Linked DNA regions of Homo sapiens: region 1 is linked to region 2. Evidence: read pairs that join two places in POLR2A ChIA-PET (ENCODE). Cell type or tissue: B cell. All regions are shown on one strand. Links, peaks and the distances in the headings refer to the core of each region. The heading gives the core; the rest is flanking DNA.

Region 1 (11,381 bases), core at 1,964-9,963, 75 kb after region 2:
TAAAGAGACAATTTTCCCCTGAGCAAGAAACCGAGTATCAAATTCCTGTTACATAACTATGCTGCATTATCTTTCAAGAGGTTGATGGTAGAATAATATACAGGACATCATTTGTCTTGTTTTATATGATGGAATAACAACTTAAGTGGCAAAATTCATGGCATCAAAGGAAAAAAAAAGACACTGGCTCTAACTATGTGGCAGTATTATAGATAGAAGGAAGGGCATCTAAACTGCACTAGGAAATGAAAATCAAGTTATGTCAGCAACACTGAGAGACAAGAAAGAGATCTAGTCTAAGACCTGATAAATTTCTTTTTTCTTATCTCAATCCAGAAATGAATCTTTTGAACAATCTATTTGAATGTGTAGTACACCAGTAAATACAATGCCAGTGCCAGAAAGATATATATTCCCATGTTAACCGTATCATCTCTTTTAGTAATGATTTTATTGCTGTTTCTGGCTGCTCGCTTGGTCTAATGTGCTCTCTCTTGCTGCTTCATTGCTCGCATGAGCAACAGCTAATCTATCATCCCCTTTCTACAGCACCTGTCACTGTAGCTTTTATGAGTTGTAAATGAGGACTGCACAGCTTATGCCCACAGAACTAACACATGAACATAATCTTTCATTAAGAAAGGTTTTTTTCTTTTCATTAATTAATTTAACTCATGCTTACCTATCACTGACCTTTATATTTCTAATGTTTGCCTCTACAAGCCATACCTTGCTCTCTGAGAAAAACGAACAAAAATTTGGAAAATGTTCCTAAGGTGCTCAAAACTGCTGTCTCATCTAGCAGTAAAAGATTCCTTTTTGGTGAACCACAAATTTTCTTCCCTTTGTAATTTCAATGTGTGTAGCATTACATAAAATACTTATGTTTCAGTAATTGCACATGGTTTTCAAAAATTCTACTTACAAAAATGATGGCATGTTGGCAAACTGTGGTAACAATCAACTTAGAACAATCCACAAAATTCCATGACTATAAGCTCCTGGGTATATATTTTTCCCTACTATTATCTTGGTACATTTTTTTTGTCAGCATGCCAGCCCTCCAAGTGCTTGTCATGTCTCTTCCCTCATCAATCCAATCACCTCACTGGCTGACTGCTTAACAAAAGAGAGTTCTGGTACCATGGGGTTTACTACCACCTTTTCTAGGCCTACTAATGTTTACCTGGCTTCGTTTAGATTTGATCTTCTTGCTAAATGTGAAGAGCAGGACTCCACAAATGAACACTAACTATTCCAGAATATAAAAATCACCTTGATTATTTCTACTAAGTGAGGTTTCCTGACCAACATGTTGTGAGTTGAACTGTCTCTTCCTAAAAGGTATGCTGGAGTCCTAATTCCTGGTACCTCTGAATGTAACCTTATTTGAAGATAGAGTCTTTGCAGATGTAATCAAATGAAGATGAGGTCATACCAGATGAGAATGTGCTGAGTTCATTGACTGATGTCCTTTTAAGAGAGCCTTGTGAAGACACGGACACAGAGATACACACAGGGAAAACATATTGTGAAGACCGAGGCAATGCAGCTGGAATTCAAGGAATGTCAAGAATTACTGGCAACCACCGGAAGCTAGGAGAGAGGCAAGGAATAGATTCTTCCTCGGGTCTCCAGAAAGAACAAACTCTGCAGACACACCTTGATTTCAGACTTCTAGCCTGCAGTACTATGAAAAAACAAATTTCTGTTGCTTTTAGCTACCCAGTTTGTGGTAATTTGCTACAACAGCCCTAGAAAACAAATACAGAAGGCAAGAGGTACAAGATAAATGGAGGTACAAGAAATATTACGCACAATATGCAATATATGTACTATCTTATCATTCACAAAACATATCAACTGACAATAAAATTTAGGCTCATGACTCAGTGGGGTTTTAGTTAAAATATCACTGAGACCATGAGATTTCCAGAAGGCAATTTCTGCACTTAATAGAAAAGTCACAACTTACAAATTCATATGAAAATTGAACTATCAGTGAAGTGAGCATCAAGTCAGGGAGGGAGGTAATCGTGCTAGCAGAAAGATACTTAGCATCATAATTTTTTGTGCACCCTACTTTGAAACACTTGATTTTTTTTTTTTTACTAAATAGATCCAGAAAACAAGCAATGATACAGTGTTGCAAGTCTGCTGCAAAATTTCCAAGTACTAGCATAATTTGTTCTACATATTTCTTCAAGACAGTCTGTTCTCTCCATGCAATTCTGCCATCTACTAATTTTGATATTTACTGATCAAGAACAGAGATGCCTCAGTTGTGGGAAAATTGCTTTTTGTTCACTGTTTCAACATTAAGTGTTCTGTAGAAGGCATTATCTAGAAATATGACAAAAGATGGAGAAAAAACAGTTGGGAACATTTCGTCCACTACTTACCTATTATTTATGCTATCTTTGCTGTCAGCTAAATAAACATCAAGTTTATGGATGAAAGAGCACGATCACCTCCAGGGTTCTTGCACATGGCAAAGTTTCAAGTAATACAATTTCTTTTTTCATTTCATTTCCATCATCTCAGCCTTGGTGTAAGAATTAACCTTGACTCGCCTCTACCCTTACCATTTCACCTGTTCACATAGGTGTAGGGTGTCCTCTATTGGTGCAGATGTCGGCAAAAGCCCTTGTCTAGTTCTTCTCACTGATCGTTAATCATTACTGCAAGGGTATTTGTTATTTTCCGTTGGTTATTACGACAGAAAAAAAGCTGGTAATGTCAAAATTACTGGTTTTGTTTCATTAATTATATCCTACTATCTCCTGGCATGAAAGGGACATGGCAATGCTGGAGTGTGGTAAGGGCGCAGACTCAAGTCTTGGATTTGAAAATCTACTTTGCCATTTCTTAACTGTGAAAAAGTTTATTAACAGCTCTCATGCCTCTTTTGCTAATATGCCCAGCATACGACTCCTGCCTCATGGATTTGCCGTAATCAAGGTCTGGCATTGATTTATTTGACAAATGCTTACTAAGTACCTATTATGAGCCAATGTTTTAGGTTAAATTTCTGTCTTCTTGGAGTCTACAATATAATGGATGTTTTACCAAATTATAATCATATGCCAAGCACTCAATAAATGTTATTTCTATTGTTATAACTATGATCATTGTAACAATTATTGAATTACTAAATATAAATGTCCTTTCGCTTAAGTTTTATTTTCCATTGACAGCAGAGAATCTATTGCATGCATGAGATGGTTCTTGTCTTTAGAAAACTTCACTCTTAAGATAAACACAGGTAGTCACAGTAATTAGAACATTTCTAGTACACAAAGGCTTACTTAGATTTGATTTACAATAAGTTCTCAATGTTGTCAAAAGGGTCTTGGAAATTGCTACTTTAAGCGAAAAAACATATAACCAAGCCATTTTTATTTTTTTCTCAACAATGTTACAACAAAACATTGAACAAAATGACATTATTCAAGGACCTGCTGTACATCATTTTGCTTAAAGTCACAGTTTCCAAATACCTATCAACAACATCAAGTGAAGACTTACTCTAATACTTCATTTATTTCTGCAATTTATTTATTTATTTATGCATTTATTTATTTATTAATAGGTAAAAGCCATGAGTACATGACCTAGCAACCAGATAGTTACTTAAAATCATCCATCAGGCACACATTTTATTATCAAAGAAAATATAGTAAAACAGCATGTGGCCATTTGCTTGCTATAACTGAGCTCAAGGATGATTAAACAAGTTTCAAATTTTTCTACTTATGAGCACACATTCTTTATTTTTTTTGTTTTATAAATCTAAATGGGTTCTGAGTACAAAAAATAAAAACTAAAAATCAAAATTATTTATATTGATAGTTATTTAATTTAAGCTACATGGCTGAAGGAAACTCCCCCAAAATATTTATAGGTTTAATTCTATTGCTTCATATGCAGTTTTGGGTTTATCAGAGCAAAAACAAATTTTTTAAAAAATGTAAAAACCAACATTTTTGTTTAATTTCTCATTGTAGTCCATAAACATCCGCATTATATATATGAGTAAATCTAAGGATTTGTTTTTCTTACAAAGAAACAGTCTAATCTAAGATCCTTTGAATTACAAAAATGTTTGAGATTTTGTTCAAGGTATTGTGGAATAACAATGCAGTTATAAAGTATTTCAGCTTTCAGTGTTAATTGTTAAAGCAACTGTTTTTAGTTATCTCTAACTTTTCCCTGTAAACTGGTGTTTGGGCTAAAGTTTTTGAAAATGGTCCTTGAATAGAAAAACAACATGATTATTGAATATAAAATTGTACATATTTTTATAAAAAGACATTTCCTCTGTTTTTTAAAAAAGCTCTAAGTTCTTAACAAAGCAGTAAGTTAGATTAGGTTTTTAAAAATAACCTTTTAATTTTAGACTAATTTAAGATTCACAGAAAATTTGTAAAGATAATGCAGAGAGTTCCTTATATTTCACACCCAGTTTCCCCCATTATTAGCATCTTACATAAATACAGTACCTTTGTAATGCTGAGCAAAGCAATAATGATACATTACTGTTAACTAACATCCATATTTTACTCAGATTTCCTTAGTTTTTACCTAATGGCCTTTTTCTGTTCCAAGGTTCCATCCAGGATACTACATTACATTTGGTTGTCATGTCTTTTTAAGATCTTCTTGTCTGCGACAGTTTCTTTGTCTTTGATGACTTTCACAGTGTTAAGGACTGCTGGTCAGGTATTGTCTGACCAGAGAGACTTAATGTTTTTCTCATGATTAGACTGAGGTTATGAGTTTTGGGGCGGAAGACCTCAATGGTGGAGCCACCATTTTTAACACATCACATCACATCAAATCAATGTTACATATTATCAACATGACTCATCATTCCTCATCTTATCTTTGATCACCTGGCTGAGGTAGTGTTTGTCAGGTTTTCCACTGTGAAGGTGGTCTCCACCACTCCCTTCAAACTTTACTCTTTGAAAGGAAGTCATTATGTACAGCTTACATTTAAGAGTGGAACTCACGTTTTTTAAACTTTATGTTTGTTATGAATTTTTCCCAATATGAAACTGTAATTAAGTAAATTTGGAAATATTTGGTTTTCAAAGAAAGAGCATTTGAAAATTCATGCAAAGACAATGGTCTCCTTCCTGAGTGAAGCACTCAGCTGGGAGTGATGTTCCAAATGGTGATAGGACTCACTGGATAATTTCCATTCTCAAGAATTTTATTCATTTAGATCTTAGTTCTCTTTAAATCTGTGGAATCTCAGGAATTTGCATAGAGCTTTTATATGCAAATAGTACCTCTTACTTTACTCTTCAAACGTTTACCCACAGTGTATATTGTAACAATCATCTTTCTTAAATTTAATAGTAATTGCCTGTCTTGTGTGGCTTATATATTTTAGAGCTACTACTGCAAGAAAGTAGAAACAGAATAATAATAGAAAACCTCTACCAGCAGATCCAGCCAGTCATATCCTTCAGCTAACTTTATCAATTAGGTCATATAGAGGCAAGGAGCTCAGCAATCTGAGAAGCACCAGAAATGATATTTCTTAGGGTCTCATTTGTGTAGGCACATGCGCGCGCACGCGCACACACACACACACACACACACACACACACACACACACACACCCCTTACTTCCTTAAACTAAATGTAGTTTATAGGCATCCTTGCCCATAGTTAAACCAATAAGATGCTCTTGAGACAATGTCATCTTAGATAGGTCAAGGCTTCTCCTATGGGTTATATTCTTACTCTTTTATTTTCTCTAGAATGTAACTTTGATAAGTGACATGTACTTATTGATAAAGAAATTTAGGCTCAATTTCAATTAACACTGAGTGCTTGTGTAATGAGAGGCACTCTGATGAACATTTTCCTGTACGTTTATCCTATATTTTTAAATCTAACATGTTGATCTTGTACATTTATTACTTTTTCATGTAGATAAGAAAATAGAGGCATAGTATGTTCTTTTCCCATACTAAGGGATAATTCTGTTCTCTGTTGTTCAAAACATTATTTCAGAGTTTAACATATATTTACATACACAATAAAATAATAGTTTTATTGAAAACTTACCACATGCCAGGAATTATACTAAGAGCTTTACGTAATATTTCATTAAGTGCGCCCAGCAATGTTAAGTAGTGGGTTCTAGTAGTATTCTCATTTTACATTTGAGGAAGTCAAGGCTTAGAGAGTATCTTAGATTGACTGCATTAGGGTTCTAATTAAGGCATCCCGATATCCCTGTCTTTTGTCTTGTAACTTTGTAGTCCCCTCTCATACTGATTCTGTCCTTGTGTATTGGTTTGGCCACAGTTCACTGGCAAAGCAGAGGTTTGAAAAAGAGTTTGCATATCTTTGCTTTCTTTTTTGCTTCTCTGTGTTCTTCAAGATAACATGTCCAGGTTAGGATGAGAATATGCTTGTTTAGCTTGCTGGGAAGATACAGGAGCTACATGTATATGAGAGATTGCATAGAGCAGAGCCACGTCATCCTAGGGTCATCTTGAAACCATCCTAAACAAGCCAGATCCCAGCTGACCTGTCAGCTGGCCACAGAAATAAGAGCAAGCCCAAGCCTCAGCGACAGGACCAGGACCAAGGTGAGACAAATGAGGCACTTGCAAAATTTAAGGGGTCACCCACAAACTCAGAAATAAGAATAAACAATATTTTAAGGTAGAAATTCATAAAAATAAAAATTAATGCAACAAGTCATCCATGATTAACAAAATATCAAAATTTTAAATAAAGGCAAGGCAAATATTACTATTTTTCCTCCTGTGTCAGATACCAATACAGGATGGCAAAGCTCTGTTCAGCAGGACCCAAGAACTCATAAAAATAACAAGTGATTTTTGCTTTAAGCTACTACATTTTGGGATGTTTCTTACACATTAGTAGCATACCCATAGGGATTAATTTAAAGGTCTCACAGTAATACTTGAGGGAAAAATATTTGGATCTAAGACTCTAGTCTACCTCTACTGTGACAAGGCAATATCCACAGCACCTCCCAGATTTTGAAATGCCATTTTAGATAGAAGAAAAAGGGTGGGGAGAAAATATAAAAAACAGAGTCATTCACAGAGACTGAGTTTCCTAAAATTATTGCTTTGATTTTTAGACTACAATAAATAACTCCCTTCTTTGCCCTTTAGGATGAAGCCATTGTAAAGAAGATAAAATCTAAATCAAATGTATTATTTGCAGATCTGAGTGTCAATTAGGAAATTTTGCAACCTGTTACATGATTATTTAACCTCCTGAGAAAGGAAGTTCTAATTCACAGGAAATTTGGCTGAGGATGGTGCACAGGCCAGGGAAATAACATCTGAGCATGACACCAATAGCATCACTGTACAAATTCAGGTAGCCTTGAGTGTCAGTCTGGTGGTAGCCACCCCCACAATTACTACAATTTAAAAATTATGTGATCTTCCTCTTTTGTAGGGCTAGTCTCATACTCTGCTCTTTTCCTTGCAAAATGTTCATAACAGGATTTCTTAAAAACCAAGTACACTTATTAAAGTAACAAATGACATACATTCATTGTTTTATTTAACATGTTAAATTGCAGTGTCAAAATTAACAATAGAATTACAATAGTTGTGATTATTTCCAGTACATAGCATATATTAAGGACATATTCATGTTTAAAAAGGGATGAATAATCCTGAGAAGAAAAGAACTGTTGCTTAGAAAATATAGTAGTTGTAAATTTACATCAGTCTCAGGAGATTTTCAAAGAAAATCCCTTACAGAAAGGGAGAAATGAATTTTTCAAAAATATTTTATATGATTGATTCATTTGTTGTAATGAAGGAGAATGATAAGTGAACATGACTAAACTTGAAATTCTTACAATTTCAGTTGGTAGGGGTAAAAGAAAATAATTTGGAGAACAAAGGTCAGTGGGATTATTCAGAAGACTGGATATTAACATAATTATATATATTTCTTTGGATATTCATAATTTAATCTTATGGATTATATTTTATTGGTTTATGGGCTGAATTAATGAATCATAAAGAATAAATTTGCAAACACTGAATCTAAAGTGCACATGGAAAGATAATGTAAAATAATACCATCTGGAGATCTAGTAAATTAGACTTCAAGCTTCTATGTTTCTACTTGAACCTATCAGACATCTTTAATAAATTCAATTAAATGATGTATTCTTCAGTTAAGTTATCTTGGGTGCCCATGAGAGTTTCTAGACTCATGGGCATCCCAGGTTTCATACACTGATCAATTCAATCCTTTACCAGATGAAGAGTGTCACTCCTGAATATGATGAAGAATATAATACATAATACATATACATATATATATATATATATATATATATATTTACAACTTCTTCAAACACAACCCTCTCTCACTTCCCCTGAAACCAGTCCTTAATTTTTATAGGGTTCTCTTTAGAGTACACCTACATTTGAGAAAATGTAAAACCCTAATGAATATTCAGAATTTACTGAGATCATAAATTTAGGACACATTTCTCCACAAATACTCAAGCACATTGCAGAAATGCTTAGTCCTCAGGTGAGTATGGTATCTCAAATCTGTCCTGTGAGTGTTGAGCCAGGTTTTCTTTCATTTATGACTTACTTCTCTTTGCCCAAAATGTAATTGGAGAAAAAAATGCCCAACTCATAGAATGTCTACCAAACTACTAAGTTCATCATAAAAGAAAATAAAGAAAATGCATTGCTTTACATTTCTAATTTTATATAGAATGAGTTTATTGTTAAATGGCTCTTCTCTCCTAAGTATTCATAAACCACATGACCTTCTAGAATTTCAGCGGGGATTGGTATTAAATTTGTTATTCCATAGGTTTAAGGCAGATCTTTCATCTGTTTTCGGGAAATAAAGGTATTTATCTAACTTGGCAGCTTTCAAATGTCCATTATTTCTTGAAGATCACCAGGAGTAGTCCCTATGTTTTAATGACCAGATATGTAATATGACTGAGGCTGCAAACTTGGACTCATTTAAAAGAGTGAGATAGTCTTTAATCCATCTCGGTTTTCAAATCCTTCATGTTCCTTTGACTTTTCTAGTTTGAATATGCTTCATTTCAGGAGGGATGGAAACAAAAGGCGTCTGCATTTTGCCGTCTGCTAATATTAGTGCATGACTACTTCATGCAGGATACCTGGCCATTCTTTATTATTCTAATTCTAAACATAGGTAAAGAACTTTCTCTGCTCGGCTTTAATATTTTCCCAAACATAGGATTAAGTAATATAACAACAGATCTTTCAAAGTATCTATTACGTGCCAACACAAGGTGGAACAAACGTAGACTCACATCATGACTTTTTGTTTATATTTGGCCATACTGGCTTGGTCACTATTCCTGTAATCTTCTCTGCATGTTCTTTTTAAATATTATCTCATCGCATAACATTATAAAACTTCATTTCTTTATAAAAGATCTGATGTCTTCTTATTGTGTGGAAAGTTAAAATTTTATTGGTTTGTGTTTATTATTGGATTATGTTTATCATTTGTTTGATTATTGTCAAGATCCAAAGTTAATAATCCAAAATTAAGTTTACTTATTCTTATTCGTTCAAACTTCTGAGAGATGAATTTTCTACAAGGTAAAGTAAGACTATATCCTGTGTTACTTTTAAAGGAGCAGGTTCCCAATGATATCTGGATAAACGTAGCCCCCTCTCACTAATATAAGTTGTATTTTTGCCAATTTTGTAATATTTACTAGAAAAGCATATTGCACATTCTTCTTCTGATTGGGGGGTATGTAGTATATGTCCTGATGTCATTGGTGTTTCTATCCTCTCTTATGCTCACTGAAATACATTTCAATAGGCTTCTACTCAGCTTTCGAATTTTCATCCATTCATTTAGCAAATATGTACTGAGAGTCTACTCTGTGCCAGACGTGGTTCTAAATACTCAGGATACAACCATGAACATAAAGGAGCAGGAGTTCTGTACTTGCAGAATTTCTCTGAGTTGAGTAGGAACATGTAGCCCACATGTTCAACTCACTCTGGTGCTGTTTCTTGTTTTCTTCTGTTGATTCATGGATTCTATTGATTCATGGTCTACTAAGTCATTTTTTACTTGAAATAGTTAATCTTTCCAGTATAAATACTATATTATTTAAGAAAAGATGTGAGCTTTATCTGTAAAATTGAGATAATAATACCTCATCACTATTTTTTGAACAGTAAATAAAATGGCATGTGCATGGTGAATAGCATATTTCCTGGAACATAGCAAGGATGCAAGAAAATGTTTGCCCCTCATGCTCCAAAGACAAATGAAAGTTTATAGTAATAACCTGAGCAATGATAAGGAAAAAAATAATTTAATCAGTAACAGATATGGCCTTCCTAGTATCAATTCAAGTTAAATCCATTTGTCATAATAAAAATTATGTTTAACCATGAATGAGGTTATCATAGTATTATACTTATTTAAAGTCTCCAAAGGGGGCATCTTTTGATTTAACTAAAATGCAAAAGGTAAATTGTACAAATATCAACAGCACCCAAACTCAATAGCTAGAGGAGAGGTATAATAAAGCACCCTTATAAGCACTTGGGTAAACTTTCCATCTACAAGTTTGCCCCACCCTTTAGAAAACTGAAGCATCTTTTTAGAAAGTATCTAGGACCTGACTATTGCTATTCATTTGAAATGCTTTTATTTTCCGCACACACTTGCTTCTGTTTGGTCATGCACAAGAGCATTCCCAGCATCAGGTCTTTGGAATGCAAACACTCACTCCACATGCAAACTTTAATCACTCTTGAGGTACATTGTGATCTCACTTTACCATAGGGTCACACAACTGCATTCAGCTCTTCAGCACATTGTCCAATATTTAAAAAGGCTGCTGTCCATTGGAATCACAGATCAACAAAACCTGCTGGCTCTAATTAATCACTTCTACAATCTCTGGGAAGTGTTCCTAATCTGTCCATAAGTGTGTATGTCCTTTGAAGGGCTCTGCTCTTGAAAGATTTTCCTGGTCACTCTTGTTCCCACTGATTTTTTTTTCCTTCTCTAGAGTTCTTGAATAACTATGAAAACAAAAGTGCTTTGAGAGAGAATAGGATGCTATGGAAAACCTAACAGGGGAACTAATGTAATCTGGGGTCAGAGAAAGTGATGTTTAAGCTGAGATATGGATGGTGGAAATTGACCAAGTGTAAAGGGTTAGCAAAAATTTTAGGAAACAGGGGTGAACATCCTAAGGCCCATACCTAAGAAAAGGGAGATCATGGAGATATTGGATGAGCCAAGGGAGGTCCAAATGGCTGAAGCTGAGGGAAGACTGGGAGAATGTTTTATTATTCACTATAGTTTTACACACTCTT
Region 2 (11,381 bases), core at 2,238-10,237:
AAACTATCATCAGAGTGAACACGCAACCTACAGAGTGGGAGAAAATTTTGGCAATTTATCCACCTGACAAAGGGCTAATATCCAGAATCTACAAAGAACTTAAACAAATTTACAAGAAAAAACAACCCCCCATCAAAAAAGTGGGCAAAGGATATGAACAGATACTTCTCAAAAGAAGACATTTATGCAGCCAACGGACACTTGAAAAAATGCTCATCATCACTGGTCATCAGAGAAATGCAAATCGAAACCACAGTGAGATACCATCTCACACCAGTTAGAATGGCAACCATTAAAAAGTCAGGAAACAACAGATGCTGGTGAGGATGTGGAGAAACAGGGATGCTTTTACACTGTTGGTGGGAGTGTAAATTAGTTCAATCATTGTGGAAGACAGTGTGGCGATTCCTCAAGGATCTAGAACTAGAAATACCATTTGACCCAGCAATCCCATTACTGGGTATATACCCAAAGTATTATAAATCATTCTACTATAAAGACACATGCACATGTATGTTTATTGTGGCACTATTCATAATAGCAAAGACTTGGAACCAACCCAAATGTCCATCAATAGTAGACTGGATAAAGAAAATGTGGCATATATACACCATGGAATACTATGCAGCCATAAAAAAGGATGAGTTCATGTCCTTTGCAGGGACATGGATGATGCTGGAAACCATCATTCTCAGCAAACTATCACGAGAACAGAAAACCAAACACTGCATGTTCTCACTCATAAGTGGGAGTTGAAAGATGAGAACACATGGACACAGGGTGGGGAATATGAATATCACACACTGGGGCCTGTTGCGGGGTGGGGGGCTGGGGGAGAGATAACATTAGGAGAAATACCCAATGTAGGTGACGGGTTGATGGGTACAGCAGACTACCATGGCATGCACATACCTAGTAACAAGACTGCACGTTCTGCACATGTACCCCAGAACTTAAAGTATAATAATAATAAAAAAATACTCTTAGTGGAAAAAAAATGAGCCAGTATAGCTTAGCTGTGACTTGAAAAAAAATGTTTACTCTTTGGAGTTTTAGAGCATTAATTGCATCACCTTATCCCCTCCTCCCATCCTCAAAATTTTGGACAAAAAAAATTAACAAGTAAACAAACAACAATGATAATTACCTTGAGCTATGTAAGGTGTAGTTTCCTCTTTTGGAGGTATACTTGTGGGTCGGGGTGTGGGGGCAGGAGGTCTATTTATAATGAAAGACCGACTCCCAGTTTTTTTCTTTATACTCAGATTGGCCAATATCATGTCATATTCACTGTCATCAATCTCAGCAAAAGTATATGGGTCTTCTTCCTCCTCCTGCTCTTTTTCCTCTTCTTTCTTCTCTTTTTCTCCTTTGGGTTCATCTCCTGTTTCTTGTCTAACACCAGGATGACCCCAGTTTTGACTTCTTTCCATTTGGCCTTCCACCATTGTCCCTGTTTATGAAATATTTACATGGTGTTTACTCTTCTGTTACATGCAACATTATTGGTGTCCATCTGTCACTTTTTTGAGCTTCCCAAGGTGGCTTAGTCAAGTGCCGTAGGAAACAGTATTAGAGAAGAGCTCGTGACTCCAGGAGAATAATTTATATGTCACCCCCTAAATGCAGAAAAAGTGAGCTGTGTAACTTACTAATAAATCATCCTGCACTTTGTAGTTTAAATTGTATTAAGACAAATACGTGTAGTAAAAAAATCCATGTGCTTAAGACATGGAATTTTTTAAAACATTTAAATACTTTCCATATTATTTTGTGTAGAGAGAGAGCAATATATATATATTATTTTTATATATTATTTCATATATAAATATTTAATGTATAAAATATAATTATATGTATTAAATATACCTTTATATATTATTTTATATATTATATATACTTTTACATATAAAGAATGATTTCATATCAGAAAATCAAGTTATAAATCTATGTCTGAAACTCCACAGCTTTGAAAACTTGTGTTTTTCAAGCATAATATTCTTAGATTTTTTTTTTCATTTGAAGTTGTTTCATGTTTCATATTGCTTGCACTGGATATTTCACCTAAAATTTAATTTCTCTGAAAATGACAGGGAGAAATAGCCAAAGGCACCATTAGTTGGTTTCATAGCAGTCGGTCTTTGACTATGACAAACTGACCTTCAGAAATGCAGCTTTTGTTTTCTACAAGCCAACATGGGCCTTATTCATAGATAAAGGACACTGGCCAATGGCTTCTGTGCCTAATCCCAATGCTTTGGGAGGCTGAGGTAAGAGGATAGCTGGAGGCCAGGAATTTGAGAGCAGCCTAGTGAGACCTAGTATCTACAAAAATAAAAGAATTAGCTAGGTGGCGAGTACTCCTAGCTACTCCAGAAATTGAGGAGAAAGGATTGCTTTAGCCCAAGAGTTTGAGGCTATAGTGAGCTATAGGCATGCCATTGCACTCCAGACTGGGCAACAGAGCAAGATCGTGCCTCAAAAATAAAAACAAACAAAAAAAAAACAAATAAAAAACAGATGAAAGACACTGAAAGTAGAGTTCATGACATAAAAGACAGCATGGATGATCAATGGTGTGAGAATGAATTCACATGAAAAGAATAAAATTATAGGTTTCAGAGTCTTTGATGATTTTTCCATACAGTAATATCTTGACATATTTTTATAAGAATATGTTAAAATATTTTTGTAGCAGTTATTAATAACAGATATAATATGCTTTGATTAACAAGTAAATTAAAAAGAATTTTAATGGCTCTCTACAAGGCCAATGAAGGCTTTTTCTTTCATTTTCATTCTTTTTTGAATTTGCCCTTCGAGAATCTGATACTCCTAAAATTAGTTTACTTATGAAGATTTTAGTGGAAAAACTTAAAAGGGGAAAGACAAGTAGCAGAGCAGAATAAAAGGATATTATAGAAAGATTCAGCAATTGCCTTGGGTAAGATTATGAGGCGAGATTAAGATAATCTCCCAACAGAGTCTTAACTCTTATAGTTTCATTTAGTTTAACTTAAGAAGTATTAATTACCGATGTGCCTAGCACTAACTTTCAATTCACCACGGCTTGCCTTTTATCCTATGAATAATATGGTTTTAAGATTTTGACTTTATGACTTCTGGTTCACTGACAGCAACACAGGTGAAAACAGATTAAGTGTGTGGGAACCACTTTTTCAGTGTTTCATTTTTAGCGGAATGTGTCAACCATCTTACGTTTATGAACCGATTTCCTGAGCTCTTAACTCTCTTTGTTTCCCCACCCACCTCCCTTCCCAACATTTCTAAAGTTGGGCTTGCACTAGAAATAATACATTTTACTTTTTATTTTCCAAAGTATCAGATAATACTTTTCAGTTAAGAGTGGGACCTAAGCTTTCTGAATTCAGGTGGTATATCAATAAAGAAAGATTAAAACAAATCACTTCCATAATTCCAACTTTTGAAGTAATTGGGTCAAGACTGTATAAAAAAGAGAAAAATCCTAATAGCCTAGGAGACCTGTTAATAGAAGCAACTGACACATTCTAATTATAGGGCTTCTTGGAACTGAGTCAAGGAGGGATCCGATAATTACTTTCCAGGATTCTTGGGTTAAAAAGAAACCATGGGTTCTTTATAAACTGTAAAGTGCTCTATAGTATTATATGTTATTAGTTTCTCCAATGAAGAAGTCCGTAAATCCACTGTGAGGAATTTGATGCCTACAGCACTGAGGAGAAGGCTTTTTTTTTTTTTTCCTTCAGTAACTTGATGGCAGATGGAAGCTACTCATAAAGAACAACTCCTGAAGGTATCACTAGCCAAAGTCAAAGACATACAAAGTCTCTGGCAAACAAATAAGTGATAGCTTACAGCCTTGCATTTAAAGGCCAATAAAACATTTTTAAGAAAAAATACCGGCATTTTATTATCCATTTCTAATATCAGTACTATCAAAAGATAAAAGTAACACTGAATATAAAATGTAAAAATAGGGTTTTTAAATTAAATAAGTGAGTTTTTATTTTATTTTGCTTTTTATATTTGCTAGTTTTCAGGAGACATGTTATCCAAGATTACATTTCTGATCTTAGACAACTCATGAAGACCCTTGATAGAGTCGTTTTAGACCTGCTAACCAACATACCATATATAGAAATTAACATTAGGAAAAATATGATTTAATATTAGCACTTTTAAGAGAAATAATCTGACACAAGACAATTTTACCTTCTTGACAATTAATTTTGTTATAACAAATTATTCAGATCTGAAAAAATGAGAAAAATATGCCAGAATTTTGTAGTCAGTGTACTACTAACTTATGATGTTTTCTCCCCTCATAGCTAAATATTAATATATCTACTTCATGGATAAATGTTGAGGGTCCACAAGACCTTCAAATATAGTAGGTAATAAATATCTGTTGAATGAATGAATGAATCAGAGGAATATCCACTAGGCTTCAGAGCTTTCAATTAAGCAGTACTTTCCATCTCTAAATACAGTGCATAAGCTTAATAAAGCTTATGTTGGTAAACTTGGGTCTTCATAGAGAGCCTTCAATGACACAAATGCTAAATTCCTTTTTTTTTTTTTTTTTTTGAGATGGAGTCTCACTCTTGTTGCCCAGGCTGGGGTGCAGCGGCATGATCTTGGCTCACTGCAACCTCCGCCTCCCGGGCTCAAGCGATTCTCCTGCCTCAGCCTCCCCAGTTGCTGGCATTACAGGTGCACGCCCAGCTAATTTTTGTATTTTTAGTAGAGATGGGGGTTTCACCATGTTGGTCAGACTGGTCTCGAACTCCTGACCTCAGGTGAATCGCCTGCCTCGGCCTCCCAAAGTGCTGGGATTACAGGCATGAGCCACTGTGCCCAGCCCAAATACTAAATTTCATTGCGTAAAAATTTACTTTTTGAAACAAGGTCATGTTTTTGTACTTTGTAGCCTTCTAGGACCCAACAACTAAATTATAGTGAAAATGGGGTTTGTAGCCTTCTAGGACCCAACAACTAAATTATAGTGAAAATGGGGTTTTGATAAGGAGTTTTTTTTTTTTAACTAAATTGTCTTCTTAAGAACATTTTATTTGGAAAATAAATATAAATTTGGAAAGTACATATGAAATAATGATCAAAAAGTAGATGATAATTTGTGACTGTAAGAGTGAGCCTGGAGCTGGGAGTTTGTCAGGCTGTTGAACACTCCAGGCAGATAAACCTAATGTGGAAGCTCCTCTTCATGCCCTCCGCAAGGACAGATTCCCCACACCCACTTTCCACACCCCAATTCCTTCGTCTGGGAACAAATGCCAGTGATAGCTATGTTGACTCTTCTTCCACTTGGGTAGTGTATAGAGTGTTTTTAAACTTTGGTGTCAGTGCAGTGTGCGACAAACCCTTTAACGCTTAATTCTCCCACAGCTACCAAGTGATTAAAGTACCCAAGTTCATCTGAAAATTGTCGATCATTAGCATTTCACTTTTTGTCTGAAGACTGAGAGTATGTTTTAAAAGCAATGTTGTATTTCCTTTTCCACAGAATGCCTGAGGTTCATTTTATGTGAAGAACTACAGACTCCTTCCAAGTTTTATTCTCTTAAAGCTTTGTAATAAGACAAGGAAGAAAGAAAGAGAGAAACAGAGAAAAAGTGGGAGAAGGAAGGAAGAAAGGGAAGGAGGGAGGGAGGGAGGAAGGAAGGAAGGAAGCAAGGAAATAAGAAACAAAAGAACAAGGTAGAGGTAGGTATCTCTTGCCTCATTTCCCAGGCCTTAGTTTTTAAAGAATAGGAAGAATGTTGCTATTGGTTTCAAAAGCTGATCTGCTCTGTATAGATTTGCCACTGCACTATTTGCTATGTAAGCCTGTCAAAGATTTGTCTTTGTTTTGTTTTGTTTTTTTCTAACCTTAAACTTACCTGGTAAGGTGAAGTGAGGTCTTTCCAGTTGGAAGGCATTAGCTACAGGTCGCGGCGGGGGGAGAGGAGGTCTGCTGCTCATGAGTGGCTCTTGTGAATTATTTTCTGGATCAGCACCAGGAATGAACACATACAAGTCATCATACTGGTCTTCAGAACTCTCACTGCCAACCTCTAGTGGGCTGTGTTTGGTCTCCATGCCTGATCCATTCTGTTTTCCTTCCCCTTCCATTTCATTTGCCTCAGCTCCATCTGCACTCTGCCCGTATGTCTTCCTGCTTTCATGATGAAATGCTGGGTTCTGTGTGGCTGTTTATGATGAAGATTGCATGATTTCATTTAAACACACCATCTGAAGGCATTTCATATTTTATAAAATTGTACAGAAATAGTAGTACTGCTAATAAAACTTTTATGACCTGATATAGTGAAAAGCTGTCAAATGTGTAACTTTTAGTGAACAGTCATTTATTTCTGGGTTTTTAAAATACTTACCAAATGAACAGTCAAAGCTCCATTATGTCTTGCTATCTGTGTATATGACACACTCATGCAGATAACGATATTCTGATTCTTTAGAGTTATTGTTTGAACAAATTCATATATTTGATAGCATCCTTGCATTTTTATTAGAAAACAATATAACTGACCCAATAAAATAATAAATGATGGAAAACGTAAAGAAAAAAGACACAAACCTTTACTTGCTTGTAAATAATAAATAGAAATGAATCTGACTCTTATTTAGTTATTTTAATATATATTGATCTTTACAGATAACTATAATAATTTTATAATTCCTTATAGTAAATCATTTACAGATACTGTATTAACTTTGGAGCTATTACTTGGGAAAAGTTAATTTTTTTTTGGTGAAAAAGGCATGTAAATCACCAACAGTAGGTAAATCTTTCTGAGGATCAGTTCTTTACCTATAAATGCATTCTACCCAGAAATTTAACCAAATGATCCAAATTCCCTCTACTCTGACAACCATACCATTATTTGTTTTTATATTATATACAGTAAATGCTCTTTAAACACTCAGGAAGAAAGCAGAAAAAAAGAAATTATAATGCAATGACTTTAAATCTTCAGAAAAAACTTTTATTAAATTTTCTTTATAAAAATATTCTCTAAATAAAGGATTCAAAAAATTTAAAACAGTCTTTTGGAATTTCTAAACAGACTTTGGAACCTCTGTAACAGACCTTTGAATATGTGAATTGTTTTCCTTGTCAAGGCAAGATATTGCTGTATTAAAATGTTGCTAAGCTAAAATATAGCTTAAAATCCCAAACAGCACAATGTAGAGAAGAAAGACTTCTTTAAAATGAAGAATTACACTGTAGAATGTAGAAAAATCATGCCCATGATGGTAGCCCATATTATTATATGGAATTTTCTTTTTTTGTTTTTCTATTCTTTCATGTGAGAAAGAAGAAAGATACAGTTTCCAGTACTAAAACTAAACCAAGATTCTTTAATTACCAGCATGGGCAGAGTGGATAGTTATTTGTTTTTGTACAATCTATCTGCACAGATCTCATTCATTTTTCTATCCTTAACACAAAACACTAAGCCTGAAATGAAGTAGTCTCTAGAAATGCTGATGGAGTAGATGATGGAATGGATGGAAAAAATTATTGCTCAGGCTAGCAAAGGAACTTTATTATTTCTGTATGGGCAAATCAGTCATCAACTCAGAATTACATTCACGCTATAGGAAATTATTCTTAGCCACACTTCTGCTTATATATTCAGTGTTTCTTAATACTGAATAAGCAACAGAATCTGAATGGTACTTGTCATCAAATATGCCCAAACTTGGGTTTCAGCCCCGGAAAGTCAGATTTAATGAGTTGGTGTGTTTTAGCATGCTTTGTTGTAATGGTAATACCAATGGAAATCCACTGAGCTAGGGTTCTGTGCTTCACCCTCTCACTCATGAAAGAGACTGGCTTGAGCCCAGTCACACACAGTTTCATATACAAGAGAGTTTGTAGTTTCAAACTGCAAAAGTGAAATTTTTCTTTATAAAGAATTGAAATAATGTTTTATTATTACAGTCAATTCTTCTGAAAATTAAACGTCATGATAAATATATGGTCATTTTCAATCATGGCCTTTATAATCACTTTTATTATAATTTAAATGATAAGATGTATAACTTTAAAGCTTGGTGCATTAATCCATTAATTTAATATTTAGCATTTTTTGTGTCCTGCAATAACTTGAAGAGTTTACTAATTTTGCCAAAGTATGCTAGTGAAGGCATTTACTTGTATTTAACTTTATTTGATTTGCAGGTCCCCATCATTTGAAAAACTTGTGGTCAATAATGTTTCATTGGGCATAGACTATGTTCTGTTACAGGTACTGGGGATACAATCAAAACAGTGAATAAAAAGCCCTAATCCCTTTGAGCATGTGATTTAGAAAGAGAATACAGGCAATAAACAACAACCAGATAAATAATATATCATATTAAATGTTGATAAGTGCAATGAAGAAAAGGAGCAGGTAAAGTGAAATGAAGAGTAGGGTGTCATAAAACGAAGAAAGAAGTGATGAAGCAACTATTGAGCATATAAGGAGAAAGTGTACAGAAGGAATAGAAAGTGCAAATGCCCTGAGGCAGGCACATTATTGGTTTGTGAATGAGTAAGATAATGGTGAGAGATGGGAACACAAAGATTAGGGCCTTGTAGGGGATGAGAAAGGTTATGAGTACAATGGGGAGATATTGGAGGATTTGGAGCAGAAGAGTGTTTAGTCCTTCATGAAAGGTGTTTAGTCCTTTCATGAAGTGTAGAATATCAGAGGCAACAAATGTGGAAGTTGCTATTGAAGGCGTCCTATACATTATTTAGCAGCAGTCCTTCTATCTCTACCCAATAAATACCAGTAGCAATCCTCCCTCCTGAGTCATAACAATAGAACAATTTCCGTTCATTGCCAAGCTTGCAATGTAGGAAGTGACAATGACCCTCCAGTTCTCCACTGTGTTATTGCAGTAAACAAGGGGAGAACTGATGATGGTGTGGACTAGGATAATGAAAGGGGAGAGAAATGGCTGAATGCTGGGAATGTTTTGAAGGCAGAGTCAACAGTATTGTAAGACTGATTGCATATGGGGTAGGAGAGAAAGTAAAAATGCCAAGGATGACTTTCAAGCATTTTTTAACTGACTTGAACAAAGGAGGGAAGGAGTTTTCACTTACTGAGATGGGGAAGTCAGCAGGTGGAGAGGTTTGGCAATGGCAGGAATCCGAACTTTCAAAAATGTTGGATGTGAGATTCCTACCAAACATGCTGGTGAAGCTGTTGAGCTGTATGCCAATAAAGCCTGGCATAATGGGTGGAGTTTACGTACACATATAAACGCGTATATATACACGTTTATATATACATGTATATATGTGTATATATATACATTTATATACACATATACGTTTATATACATGTAGGAACATCCTGAATTATTCTTCAGACATTAGAATGTAGAATCACAGATATTAGGGCCAGGGAGGACCTTAGAGAGTATTCTAGTTCAATATTCTCATTTCATAGCTGAGAAAACTAAGGTCTGCAAATAATGTGGTTATGAGTTTTTAAAAAACTTTAAAAATGTAGTTGTCAAATAGTCCACATAGTCATAACAGAGTTATTTGTGTATTCCCTCTGGGTAGGAAAAATCAGTATTTGATTTTTAAAACTTGAACTTATTAAAAGTATTTAAATTAGGAATATGATGTAGTAGTGTCTCTATTACAAATTAAAAGCCAATCAGTTAATTAAATACCGTGCCACATTCTCTTCAGTCTTGCTTTTTCAGTTACATCTTCCATAAGTCACATATATATGTGATATATATATGAATATGTCATATATATATATAACATGGAAAAACTTACAAGGAATATATGTGGAAAATGAGGCAATATCCTCTTCATAATCATTTTCTTGCTCATTATTTATGTCAATTTCTTGGATCTGAAAAAAATGTAATTTTTAATAATATGCATTAATCTTAATAAATATGCACTGGATGCCTGTGCAAATAAGAAATAGTTTTTGTTTTTATTTAAATATTATATTACAGATCTTGGATAATATATTTGTGCCATCTATAAATGCTCAATGGCACATAGTACTAAAAGTATAACGAGGGAAATAGTACATTTATAATAAACAATGAATTGCTTTAAAAATAAAACCTATTGAAATAGCTTTAAGATGCAAAGGAGGCAATAATCGTTAAGTTTAAGTGTAATAAAGAAGTTCTGAATAAAATTGAACACAACTATTTCTCTTGAAAACTATGAGCTTTTCTTCCTTTTGAACATTCTATATCTTTTACAGTTCAAAAGATATTCTTAATTACAATTACTGTAATACAGTGAAAGACAATGAAATTATAAAGTGGTTTATTCTCCATCTTTACAAAAAAGAAATAAATCCAGTAAGGGTACTTCTCTTTATTTGTCTTTCTGAAAACAGTTCCACTATATGTACTTCAAAGGCAGAATTAACTGAGAAATGACAGAAACCTCTTATCTCCAGAATTGCTAGTCTTTGTTTATAATCTCTAAAGAGACATGGAGTTTACAGTTGTGGTGCATACTGGTGCTCAGAGAGAAAGCTAATACTAGTGATGGTTCTATTTGTGCAAAAGCATCTAGGGAAAGGGATGGAGATTGACTGGATTTCACATAGGATGTGTTTTGTTACCAGGAACTCCAAGGGATTATTCAAATGACTTACGTTTCTGTTCTTAAAAAATTAATTGAAATAATTTAGGCCATTTGTTCTGCATTTGAAATGTCCCTTCAAAAATTAGAAGCATCCATATTAAAGCATTTTGAAATTTATAGTAGCTTTGATATGCAAAGGTATTTCACCTGCATTTTGACTTCATCAATTAAGTTTATCACCCACTTTGGCCAAAGAGAGCCCAATGGAACTCATTAATTTTTTTTTAAACACTAATGTCATCCAGAGAAGCAAAACAGTCCCTAATTTCCCATGGAATTTTGAAAATGAAATATTTTCAGTATTTTTTACTGAGCCTGATGCAATAACTCATTTTATATTTCAATTATATTTTCCCTTTGATGGACTCCACTAAATTCTAATATGAAAAATTGTGTAGTTTTAGTAGGAGGTTTGACATTTTGATTGATATTTGTATGCTTTGGTATTAAAATCATTGTTTAATATAGCTAATCTTTGTTTCCAATTAGCTTCACCTATATATTTCATAAGGTAGGTCAAAAATATATTTTGAAAACCCATAGTACTCCCAAAACCACTTCAAGGATTTTTTTTTACTAATTTATTAGTAGCAATGGTTTACAAAGATTTTGAGAATTATGCAAAAATTCCTATATATTATTCACAAGCTTGGGCATTATGAGCTCAAAATCACTGTGAATTAATAAACTGACATTAGGCAAGTATGTGGATGGATGTGTA

What was found. Peaks named below come from ENCODE experiments on the same cell type or tissue, not always from the same donor. Only the 100,000 strongest peaks of a DNase experiment are listed, where the experiment ranks them.
Region 1: POLR2A ChIA-PET joins it to region 2 with 7 read pairs; 2 of 35 experiments call an interaction of 5 or more read pairs at or near these places.

The regions. Positions count from the first base shown.
Region 1 is chr4:101,944,271-101,955,651 of GRCh38, reverse strand. All of the region lies in intron 7 of BANK1 (B cell scaffold protein with ankyrin repeats 1), which reads right to left. Among named protein-coding and RNA genes, the nearest start is that of BANK1, 160 kb to the right of the region's middle. RefSeq lists enhancers at 1,426-1,720, 1,298-1,848. In B cell, for the core only: no CTCF peak of the experiment used is centred there; no DNase peak of the experiment used is centred there; H3K27ac peaks cover 5,248 bases.
Region 2 is chr4:102,020,032-102,031,412 of GRCh38, reverse strand. It overlaps BANK1 (B cell scaffold protein with ankyrin repeats 1), which reads right to left. Exons shown (of 17, transcript NM_017935.5): 8 at 9,821-9,899; 9 at 5,904-6,212; 10 at 1,148-1,453. Among named protein-coding and RNA genes, the nearest start is that of BANK1, 230 kb to the right of the region's middle. In B cell, for the core only: no CTCF peak of the experiment used is centred there; no DNase peak of the experiment used is centred there; H3K27ac peaks cover 2,819 bases.